2 separate regions of the Homo sapiens genome follow, and region 1 is linked to region 2. A link is a contact called in ENCODE Hi-C data. All regions are on one chromosome and are shown on one strand. The core of a region is the stretch at or near the end of the contact, and the rest is flanking DNA. Distances in the headings are between cores, read along the strand shown.

Region 1 (5,124 bases), core at 228-2,727, 380 kb before region 2:
CTCAGCTGCAGCTCTGGAAGAAAGACCCCGGTGAGGGTCTTGCTTTTCACAATCCCCAATCCCAGACCACATCCTGTGCCCCAAAACAACTTCCATGGTAACCACATCCTTCAGGAAGTGAAGTCAGGCAGGAAGTCAAGTCAGAAGACGGAATGGGCTGGGCATGGTGGATCGCACCTGTAATCCCAGCACTTTGGGAGGCAGAGGCAGGTGGATCACATGAGGTCAGGAGTTTGAGACCAGCCTGGCCAACATGGTGAAACCCTGTCTCTACTAAAAATACCAAAAGTAGCCAGGCTTGGTGGTGCATGCCTGTAATCCCAGCTACTCTGGAGGCTGAGGCAGGAGAATCGCTTAAACCCGGAAGGCGGAGGTTGCAATGAGCCGAGATCGCACCATTGCACTCCAGCCCGGGGGACAGAAAAAAAAATGTAGCTGAGCATGGTAGTGCACGTCTGTGATCTCAGCTACTTGGGAGTCTGAGGCAGGAGAATCACTTGAACCCAGGCGGTGGAGGTTGCAGTGAGCCAAGATTGTAATAGTCCAATGTGTTCACCTTGCCCACTGCCTAGACAGAGCTGATTCGTCAAGACAGGGAATCGCAATAGAGAATAATTCATGCAGAGCTGGCTCTACGAGAGACCAGAGTTTTATTATTATTCAAATCAGTGTCTCCCAGCATTCAGGAAGCGTTTTTAAGGATAACTTGGTGGGTGGGTGGGAAGCCAGTGAGCCAGGAGTGCTGTTTGGTCAGGGATGAAATCGTGGGAGCCAAAGCTATCTTCTTGCACTCAGTTCCTGAGTGGAGGCCAAAAGATAAGATGGGCCAGTTTATTGATATGGGTGGTGCCAGCTGATCCATCAAGTACAGGGTCTGCAAGTTAAACGCTGATCTTAGAAGCAGTTTAGGGAGGGTCACAATCTTGTAGCCTCCAGCTGCATGACTCCTAAGTCATAATTTCTAATCTCGTGGCTAATGTTCGTCCTACAGGGCCAATCTAGTCCCCAGGCAACAAAGAGGTGTGCTTTGGAAAAGGGCTATCATCTTTGTTTAAACTATAAGTTTCTCCCAAAGTTCAGCCTATGCCCAGGAATGAAAAAGGACAGCTTGGAGGTTAGAAGCAAAATGGAGTCAGTTAAATCTCTTTCACTGTCTCAGTCATAATTTTGGAAAGGTGGTTTCAAGCTGGCACAACTGCACTCCACCCTAGGAGACAGAGCGAGACCCTGTCAAAAAAAAAAAAAAAAAACAAGAAGTGAAGTCAAGATAGGAGGTAAATTCGGAAGACAGGAAGTGGTGGTAGAAGACAAGAAGTGAAGTCATACAGGAAGTAAAGTCAGAAGACAGGAAGTGAAGTAAGAAGACAGGAAGTGGTTGTAGAAGACAGGAAGTGAGGTCATACAGGAAGTAAAATCAGAAGACAGGAAGTGACGTCAAACCAGGATTTGCAGTCGGAGGCAGGCAAGAAGTGAAATCAGAAGACGGGAAGTGGCTGAGGGGAACGTCTTTTCTCTCTCCTGCTCAGCCCGAAGTGAACAGGTAGCATCAGGTGTGCCATTTCAGTGACTGGGCACAGCCCAGGCACCCACATCTCTCTGCAGCGCCTATTCTTGGAACACCAGAGACCTCTACACTATTTTCTGTTGCTTTTTTCCTTCATTTTCAGAGATGAGATCCTGGATTGAATGACTACTATGGAAAGTGATTGACCAAGGTAAGTCACAACTATCTTGTTCTTTAATTTTGGTGTTGTTTGTTATGACTTGTTAGCCGTCTAGCACTCATAGCTTTGCATTTCCACTCTGCATTACTTGTATTTTTATTATTTTGTGATATTCGTAATAATTTATTATAAAACTGTGTTATTTTTGGATATTTTTAAGTTAAAATGCGATTTTTTAACTAAGTGGCAGTATGCAAAGCAAGTGGTTCAGAACTCTCCCCCATTAATAAGTCTTCTCTCCTGAAAGAAACAATTTTGAGACTTCCTGTTCTTAATTCTGTTTAACAGCATACTTCTAAAAGAAAAAGTGTATACTGTTATTATTTATTGTGTTACAAAAATATACACGCACCTTTCATGCACGTCCGTGTGAAGAGACCACCAAACAGGCTTTGTGTGAGCAATAAAGCTTTTAATCACCTGGGTGCAGGTGGGCTGAGTCTGACAAGAGAGTCAGCGAAGGGGGATAGGGGTGGGGCCGTTTTATAGGATGTGGGTAGGTAAAGGAAAATTACAGTCAAAGGGGGGTTGTTCTCTGGCGGGCAGAGTCGGGGTCATAAGGTGCTCAGTAGGGGAGCTTTTGAGCCAGGATGAGCCAGGAGAAGGAATTTCACAAGACAATGTCATCAGTTAAGGCAGGAACAGGCCATTTTCGCTTCTTTTGTGGTGGAATGTCATCAGTTAAGGCACGAACCGGCCATCTGGATGTGTACGTGCAGGTCACAGGGGATATGATGGCTTAGCTTGGGCTCAGAGGCCTGACATTCCTGTCTTCTTATATTAATAAGAAAAATAAAATGAAATAGGGGTAAAGTGTTGGGACAGCAAAAATTTTTGGGGGTGGTATGGAGAGATAATGGGTGATGTTTCTCAAGGCTGCTTTGAGCAGGATTAGGGGCGGCGTGGGAACCTAAAGTGGGAGCGATTAAGCTGAAGGAAGATTTTGTGGTAAGGGGTGACATTGTGGGATTGTTAAAAGAAACATTTGTCATTTAGAATTATTGGTGATGGCCTGGATACAGTTTTGTATGAATTGAAAAACTAAAGGGAATAAGGAAAGGAGAAAAACAGGTATTAAAGGTCTAAGAATTGGGACGACTCAGGACATCTAATTAGAAAGTGCCTAAGGAGGTTCAGCATAGCCTTGCCAGCAAAGATTATTTATTTATTTTAAGAGTTAACAGTGGCGGTATGGGGATAGTACCAGGAGATACCAGCTGTGCTGGCTTGGAGAAACAGTGTAAACTGGCAGTGTAAACAAGAGCAGGGCATGTGTGAGTAGTTGAGAACGGTGAATAGGAGTATGACTAGACAGAAGATAGTAGGGATGACAAGTTTTTTGGGGCACAATCTAAGTTGGTCTGGTGTCTGGAATGAGACTGGGGCCTAATAAAAAGGAGTGTCTACACAGGAGCTTAAATGGGCTGTATCTTGTAGCATTCCAAGGACAGGCCTGAATTCTGGAAGCGAAAATGGTAAAAGTATTGTCCAGTCCTTTTTAAGTTGGTGGCTGAGCTTGGTGAGGTGTGTTTTTAATAGACCATTAGTCTGTCACTGAATACTAAGAGCCTGAAAAAATGCTTGGCTGATTTGACTAATAAAGGCTGGTCTGTTAGCAGACTGTATAGAGGTGGGAAGGCTGAACTGAGGAATTTTGTCTGACAGAAGGGAATGACAAGGCTAAACTGAAGAATTATGTCTGACAGAAGGGAAGAAATGACTGCGGTGGCCTTCTCAGACCCTGTAGGAAAGGACTGTACTTACCCAGTGAAAGTGTCTACCTAGACTAAGAGGTATTTTAGTTATCTTACTCGGGGCATGTTGAGTAAAGCTAATTTGCCAGTCCTGGGCGGGGGCAAATCCTTGAGCTTGATGTGTAGGGAAGGGAGGGGGCCTGAATAATCCATGAGGAGTAGTAGAATAGCTGATGCAACACTGAGAAGTGATTTCTTTGAGGATAGATTTCCACAATGGAAAGGAAATGAGAGGTTCTAAGAGGCTGGCTAGTGGCTTGTACCATAGCATAGCCTGCCTTTGCTGGTGTGTGGCGATTAGGCCTGGTGGAACCGCCATCAATAAACTAAGTGTGATCAGGGTGAGAAACAGGGAAGAAGGAAATGTGGGGAAATGGGGTGAACGTCAGGTGGATCAGAGAGATGCAGTCATGGGGGTCAGGTGTGGTATCTGGAATAATGTGGGAGGCCAGATTGAAGTCCGGGCCAGGAACAATGGTAATTGTGGGACTTAACAAAGAGTGAGTACAGCTGAAGGAGCCAGGGAGCAGAAAGTATATGCATCAGGTGTGAGTAAGAAAATAGATTTTGGAAATTATGAGAGCTGTAGAGAGTGAGTTGAGCATAGTTTGTGATTTTGAGGGCCTCTAAAAGTATTAAAGCAGCGGCAGCCACAGCACGCAGATATGAGGGCTAGGCTAAAACAGTAAGGTCAAGTTGTTTGGACAGAAAGGCTACAGGGTGTGGTCCTGGCTCTTGTGTAAGAGTTCTGACCGCGCTAACCATGCCTAGGAAGGAAAGGAGTTGTTGTTTTGTAGAAGGTGCTGGGGCTTGAGAGATCAGTCAGACACGATCAGCAGGGAGAGCACGTGTGTTTTTATGAGAATTATGCCGAGATAGGTAACAGATGAGGATGAACTTTGGGCTTGACTGAAGTAATGGGGGCTGTCTGTGAAACCTTGCAGCAGTACAGCCCAGGTAATTTGCTGAGCCTAATGGGTGTCAGGGTCAGTCCAAGTGAAAGCGAAGAGAGGCTGGGACGAGGGGTGCAGGGGAATAGTGAAAAAAGCATCTTTAAGATCAAGCATGGAATAGTGAGTTGTGGAGGAAGGTATTGAGGACAAAAGAGTGTAGGGGTTGGGCACCACAGGGTGCATAGGCAAAACAATTTGATAAGGCGCAGATCCTGAACTAATCTGTAAGACTTTTCCGGTTTTTGGACAGGTAAAATGGGGGAATTGTAAGGAGAGTTTATAGGTTTTAGAAGCCCATGCTATAGCAGGCGAGTGATAACAGGCTTTAATCCTTTTAAAGTGTGCTGTGGGATGGGATATTGGCATTGAGCAGGGTAAGGGTGATTAGGTTTTAATGGGATGGTAACGGGTATGTGATCAGTTGCCAGGGAAGGAGTAGAGATGTCCCATACTTGTGGGTTAAGGTGGGGGAATAGGAGAGGAAGACGCGAAGGAGGCTTTGGGTTGAGGAGAAGGGTGGCAATGAGATGCGGCTGTAGTCCAGGAATAGTCAGGGAAGCAGATAATTTGGTTAAAATATCTCGGCCTAATAAGGGAACTGGGCAGGTGGGGATAACTAAAAAAGAGTGCATAAAAGAGTGTTGTCCAAGTTGGCACCAGAGTGGGGGAGTTTTCAGGGGTTTAGAAGCCTGG
Region 2 (5,884 bases), core at 1,495-3,994:
CCACATGGCAAAACCCCGTCTCTACTAAATATACAAAAATTAGCCCGGCAAGGTGGGGCGCACATGTATTCTCAGCTACTTGGGAGGCTCAGGTGGGAGGACTGCTTGAGCCTAGGAGGTCGAGGCTGCTGTGAGCTGAGATCACGCCACTGCACTCCAGCCTGGGTGACAGTGAGAGATCCTGTCTCAAAACAACCCCAAACGACAACAAAACAAAACAAAACAAAAAATGGGGCCTGGTGTACCTGGAAGCTGGGGCTCTCCCCGTGCGGGGGGCCTAACTGTGTGACTCGACCCCCACACTTCCCATCTCCAGGGGCAGGGTCTCACAGCCTCCCCCACGTATGCACCTGTGCTTGCTGTGTCTGCGGTTCTCCGCCAGAGCCTTCCCGTCCCTGTCTCCACCCCGCCCTGGGACTCTACCTCCCCATGGCCGCTCTCTGTCTCCATCTGTCCATCGCTCCCCCGTCTGTCTCCATTCCCGTCCCTCCCTCGGTCCCTCCGTCTCCCCGCCCTGCCCCGCCCGCCCCTCACCTGGGCCTCACTCGCTGCCCGCGCCCGCCGCCCCGGGCCCGGCCTCGAGCGTGGCGAGCTGCAGGCGCACGCGGCGGGAGCCGGCGGCGGGCGGCGGGGGCGCGCGGGCGGCTCGGCGCGCTCTCCGGGAGCCGGGCGCGGGGCGCTGGCCCGCGGCGGCGGGCGCCGACCAGCGGCGGGAGAGCTTGCGCGCCAGGCGGGCGAGCGCCGAGGGCCGCAGGCCGTAGTCGCGCTCCAGCTCCTGGCGCGAGATCTCGATGTTGCCGGTGTACCAGAGGATCCAGCCCAGCAGGCTCAGGAACACCAGCAGCGCGCCCGAGTAGATGAGCAGGTCCCCGAAGTCGCGGCCGCGCACCTGCAGCTGCGCGAACACGCCGGTCAGCAGCGCCGCCATGCCCGCCACATCCAGCGCCACGGCCAGCAGCAGCGCCATCCGGCAGCGGCCCAGGCCGGCCGCGGGTGCTGGCGCGGCCGCCGGCGCGGACGGTGCACCCGGCGGGCTCCCCTGCGAGGCGCACACCGCTGGCGCCGCCGCCATGGCCCTGCACCGCCGCCGCTGGCGCCCAGAGAGAGCGTTCCGGGGTGCGGCCCGGTCCGGGGCGGGGTCAGGGGACGGCGCCAGGTGTGCCAAGCTCCCGCCTGGTCACCTGAACCGGGCTGGGCGCGAACCGGCGCGGCCGGGGTTACCCTGGTCGTGGTTTCCGTGCAGGGGCTATTGCTCAGAGGCCTGAGCTGGTGGTAGCCAGGCGCACAGCCACGGGTGCCTAGGGCCCGTGCCACCCAGGGAGGTCACATATGGCCAAAAATCAGGGCATTTTAGTGGTGGCAGCATGGGACACTCGGAGCCGGGCGTGGCGTTGTTTCTGCTCAGTGTCCGCCTCCCGAAGCCTGTGCAGATCAGACAGTGCAGATCAGACAAGGCCTTTAGACACCAAGGAGCTCTGGGACGCGAGAACCAGTAGTCGGGGTGATCTAAGAGGGGAAGCTCCGGGTTCCGCGGAAGCTGAGTTTCCTTCACTCAGCGCGTGTCTTCTGGGGTCTCCTGTGTTCAGCGAATGAAGCCACGGGCACAAGGACGGACGAGACCCATCAGGTCCAGAGCGCACCCGTGGAGGAAGCTGGGCGAACCCCGACTGTCCTATGGAGGATAGTCCTATGGACCAGACGAAGCCCCTGCCCCAAGGAGTGCCCGGGTGTAACCGCAAGTTAAGGAGCCCTGGGGAGGTGACACAGGCACCCTCATTCCTTTTGTTCAGTAGGAGTCTCTGAGGCCTCCCCAGCACCATGCCGCGTGGGTGAGGCCGAGGACACAGAGAAATATCAGGCAAGGCTCCTGCCCCCTTAGGGTGGCCCTGACAACGGATCATAACCTCCCAGGGAGCTGATGGGGTGTGACAGGCACACCATAGGCTGGAGGCACAGGTGGAGGGCAGGGAAGAGGACCGGCAAATCTATAGAATCCTAAAGGGAGCCAAGAGAAGCCACATGCAAATCTCCCTCCCTCCAAACAATTCTCCCTTAGAGGGCATCCGCGCTCCCCTGGGGTGGCAGTCAGCGAGAAGTTTCCGTGTAGGTTCTCCCCAGGCTTAAACAGTTTAAGAGTTTTATTTCAAGAAAACCCTGGGGAGGGCGAACTGCAAGAGGGCTGCCAGGATTAGCCGAGGGATTCCGAATGAAGACGGAGTATTTCCGAACATACACACCTCTCCCAAGAGCGTTTCCGGAGGGTTCCGAAAATACCCGAGCGGGCCTCGGCGCCCTCATTGGCCATCACCGCGAGGGCTTACGAAGACCGGAAATATCCAAAGGTGCCGGGGCTAGGCTTATATAGTTCACGCATTCACCAGTTCATTCATAAAACAAATGTTTGTTGAGCGCCCATCATATGCCAATCACAGTGACAAGTGCTGGGTGAGCAATACTGGAGAGATAACGCTGAGGTATGGGTCCCAGGACCTCTCGAATTGGAGCCACTCGGAAATCCAGCGGTAGAGTTTCGAAAACTTCCGAACGGTTCCCGGAATACGCTCTCGGCCCTCTAACCGAAGAGTTCCGAATATTCCCGAGCGTTGAGCGAATTTTCGGCGGAAGCAGCCGAACATCATCGAGCCGCCTCGGAGGTGGGGACCGACAACTCCTGTCGTGCCCGCCCGGAGAGGAAGCGGAAATGCGTGTACGGTATTAAAGGCGTCGCCTCGCCCCTCGCCTTCCTCTTTCCGTCTCAGGTCGCCGCTGCGAAGGGAGGTGAGCGTTCGTCTTCCTCGCGTGGTCGCCATCTCCGGCCCGCCGCGCACTCCCTCTCAGTCCTCTGCCTGCCTTCTCCCCTTGCGCCTCAAGGGTCATTGGCGGACCCCAACCCCTCCCCGTGAAGTCGTTGTGAATTTTCAAGTTATTTTCCCCTCACTCTCATTCGCCGCAGCTAGTCTCGGCTGCCTGAATTCGGTCCCGCCGCCTTAGGTCACTCAGTCCCGCCTGACAAGAGTTCTAGGTCGCTGTCTGCCCTCAGGGGTCTCCCATTCACCCAAGTTCCCAGTCGCTCTCTTCCTCTGCTGTCCGAGCGTGGCCCGTGGCCTAACGCTGCTTTAGTTCTCTGTGTCTGACGCTTTCCCTGTGCCCGTTTCCCCGCAGCCGCCGCCATGTCTGCGCATCTGCAATGGATGGTCGTGCGGAACTGCTCCAGTTTCCTGATCAAGAGGAATAAGCAGACCTACAGCACTGTAAGTGGGGCCCGGATGCGTGGCTCCTGCGGGAGGAGGGTCCTGAGTCTCTTGACTCTGGGTCAGAGGGCGGGACCTTCGCATGTCTCCGGGTCCCTTATTCACGATGCCTTGTGCCGCCTCCTTCCCAGGAGCCCAATAACTTGAAGGCCCGCAATTCCTTCCGCTACAACGGACTGATTCACCGCAAGACTGTGGGCGTGGAGCCGGCAGCCGACGGCAAAGGTGTCGTGGTGGTCATTAAGCGGAGATCCGGTGAGTTTTGTCTGGTTTGGGCCAGAGAGCGGCCCCTTTCCCGGGTCTGGGAGCTGTGATTTTTTACTGTCAGGCAGGAAGAGCGGTAACTGCCATCGCGGCGGGCATCCCTGGCGCCAGGGTGTTGGTCTGGGTACCGGCTTCCCTCTCGGCCGACTTGTCAGCTCTGTGAGCCGCGCGCGTCTGAGCCCGTGTCCTCACCTGTAAAGTGGAGAAATGAAAAAGGACCTGAACTTCCTCGGTGGTTGTTGAGAGTTAAGGCACGGGGTTGATGTTTTCAGATGAAATTCTCAAAGCAAGTCAGGGTGGGGATGGATGGTTTCATCCCACAGGTGGGAAGATTGAGGCACAACAGGGGAGGGGCCCTCGCTACCACACTTAGGAGGGGACAGGCTGGGTTGGTTGCAGCCATTTGATTCCCATTTTGCCTGTGTAGGTTAGAGAAGAGGTCTTGGGGACCCCACTCCATACATTGTGCTGTCAGGTGCAGGCCTTTTTGGGGATTCCCTGAATGTTCGTGTGAGTCGGGGGTCTCTAATGGAGGAGTCCAGCTTCACATGTGTTCTTGACAGGGCTGTATTTTCTTTTTAGAGTGAGTTTTTCTCAGGTCCTTGATTGGAACTGCCTCAGAGCCAAGGGTCCTTTTACTCAGTGGCAGCAACAAACGCAGTCTGTTGGCTAGTGATCCTCCTGTCTCAGGGACACGTAGTCCAGGGAGCAGCCAATTGCTTGGCACTTGGGGACCCCGTTCTGGGGAGTCCTGAAAGCTTTCACCTCTTGGATTGCCGAATACATGGGTGGCCCTTCCTAGACTAAGGGACTGGCCTGAGTGAGGCTGGGCCTCTCAGCCAAGCTGATGTTGAACCACTGCTGTGGGGATGGGCCTGGGGTTCCTGGGAAGCTGTTCATACCCATTGCCAGGAGCGTGGGCTCTGGCTGGACCTGGATCAGATCCTAACTGAAGCGGCAGCTTTCTGGCATGAGAAAGGAGTGTTTTCATGGTGGACAGAATTGGGCTATGAGTGTGGCAGAAGCTGTGTCCTCAGTACTCCGTGATGACGAGTGAGCCTCTGTGAAATGGACAGGTGGGAAAACAGCTACCTGCTGGCCTGCCCAGGCACCCGCCACGGGCCCACGCTGCTCAGCTTCTCAATGTGAGACTGTCCACACCTGCGAGGTGTGCTAAAGGTGCAGGTTAGGTGGACTGACCCCAGGACCTCCCTGACCCCCAACCAGGCCAGCGGAAGCCTGCCACCTCCTATGTGCGGACCACCATCAACAAGAATGCTCGCGCCACGCTCAGCAGCATCAGACACATGATCCGCAAGAACAAGTACCGCCCCGACCTGCGCATGGTGAGCTGGGGTTTGGGGATCAGGCTTGGGGAGACTGGCCAGTGCTGTGGGGAAGGGCCTCCCACTACTGGTTGCAATATGGGCTGGAGAGGGATGGATTCTTGCTTTCAGCCTACTCCCCACACCCAGCATTGGCCTAGGGGGCGGCTTGTGGAGTGTATGGGCTGAGCCTTGCTCTGCTCCCCCGCCCCCAGGCAGCCATCCGCAGGGCCAGCGCCATCCTGCGCAGCCAGAAGCCTGTGATGGTGAAGAGGAAGCGGACCCGCCCCACCAAGAGCTCCTGAGCCCCCTGCCCCCAGAGCAATAAAGTCAGCTGGCTTTCTCACCTGCCTCGACTGGGCCTCCCTTTTTGAAACGCTCTGGGGAGCTCTGGCCCTGTGTGTTGTCATTCAGGCCATGTCATCAAAACTCTGCATGTCACCTTGTCCATCTGGAGGTGATGTCAATGGCTGGCCATGCAGGAGGGGTGGGGTAGCTGCCTTGTCCCTGGTGAGGGCAAGGGTCACTGTCTTCACAGAAAAAGTTTGCTGACTTGTGATTGAGACCTACTGTCCCATTGTGAGGTGGCCTGAAGAATCCCAGCTGGGGCAGTGGCTTCCATTCAGAAGAAGAAAGGCCTTTTCTAGCCCAGAAGGGTGCAGGCTGAGGGCTGGGCCCTGGGCCCTGGTGCTGTAGCACGGTTTGGGGACTTGGGGTGTTCCCAAGACCTGGGGGACGACAGACATCACGGGAGGAAGATGAGATGACTTTTGCATCCAGGGAGTGGGTGCAGCCACATTTGGAGGGGATGGGCTTTACTTGATGCAACCTCATCTCTGAGATGGGCAACTTGGTGGGTGGTGGCTTATAACTGTAAGGGAGATGGCAGCCCCAGGGTACAGCCAGCAGGCATTGAGCAGCCTTAGCATTGTCCCCCTACTCCCGTCCTCCAGGTGTCCCCATCCCTCCCCTGTCTCTTTGAGCTGGCTCTTGTCACTTAGGTCTCATCTCAGTGGCCGCTCCTGGGCCACCCTGTCACCCAAG

The links. A loop is a pair of places that touch in the nucleus more often than their neighbours do. Pooled maps may share reads with other maps.
Region 1: a loop to region 2 is called in a pooled map, with 10 times the contacts of the local background. The contact joins the promoter of GP6-AS1 here to the promoter of RPL28 in region 2. A Hi-C loop is called at or near these places in 5 of 50 pooled maps.

What each region holds. Positions count from the first base shown.
Region 1 is chr19:55,004,750-55,009,873 of GRCh38, forward strand. It overlaps GP6-AS1 (GP6 antisense RNA 1), which reads left to right and starts at 1,478. Exons shown (of 3, transcript XR_001754013.3): 1 at 1,478-1,540; 2 at 1,668-1,715.
Region 2 is chr19:55,383,188-55,389,071 of GRCh38, forward strand. It overlaps RPL28 (ribosomal protein L28), which reads left to right and starts at 2,745. Exons shown (of 5, transcript NM_000991.5): 1 at 2,745-2,778; 2 at 3,163-3,251; 3 at 3,383-3,506; 4 at 4,743-4,861; 5 at 5,056-5,884. The coding sequence starts at 3,171. The coding sequence ends at 5,145. It overlaps TMEM238 (transmembrane protein 238), which reads right to left and starts at 1,105. Exons shown (of 2, transcript NM_001190764.2): 1 at 535-1,105. The coding sequence starts at 1,072. The coding sequence ends at 542. It overlaps MIR6805 (microRNA 6805), which reads left to right and starts at 4,994; the gene lies at 4,994-5,055. RefSeq lists silencers at 611-700, 991-1,330 and enhancers at 705-1,667, 1,621-1,690, 1,721-1,790.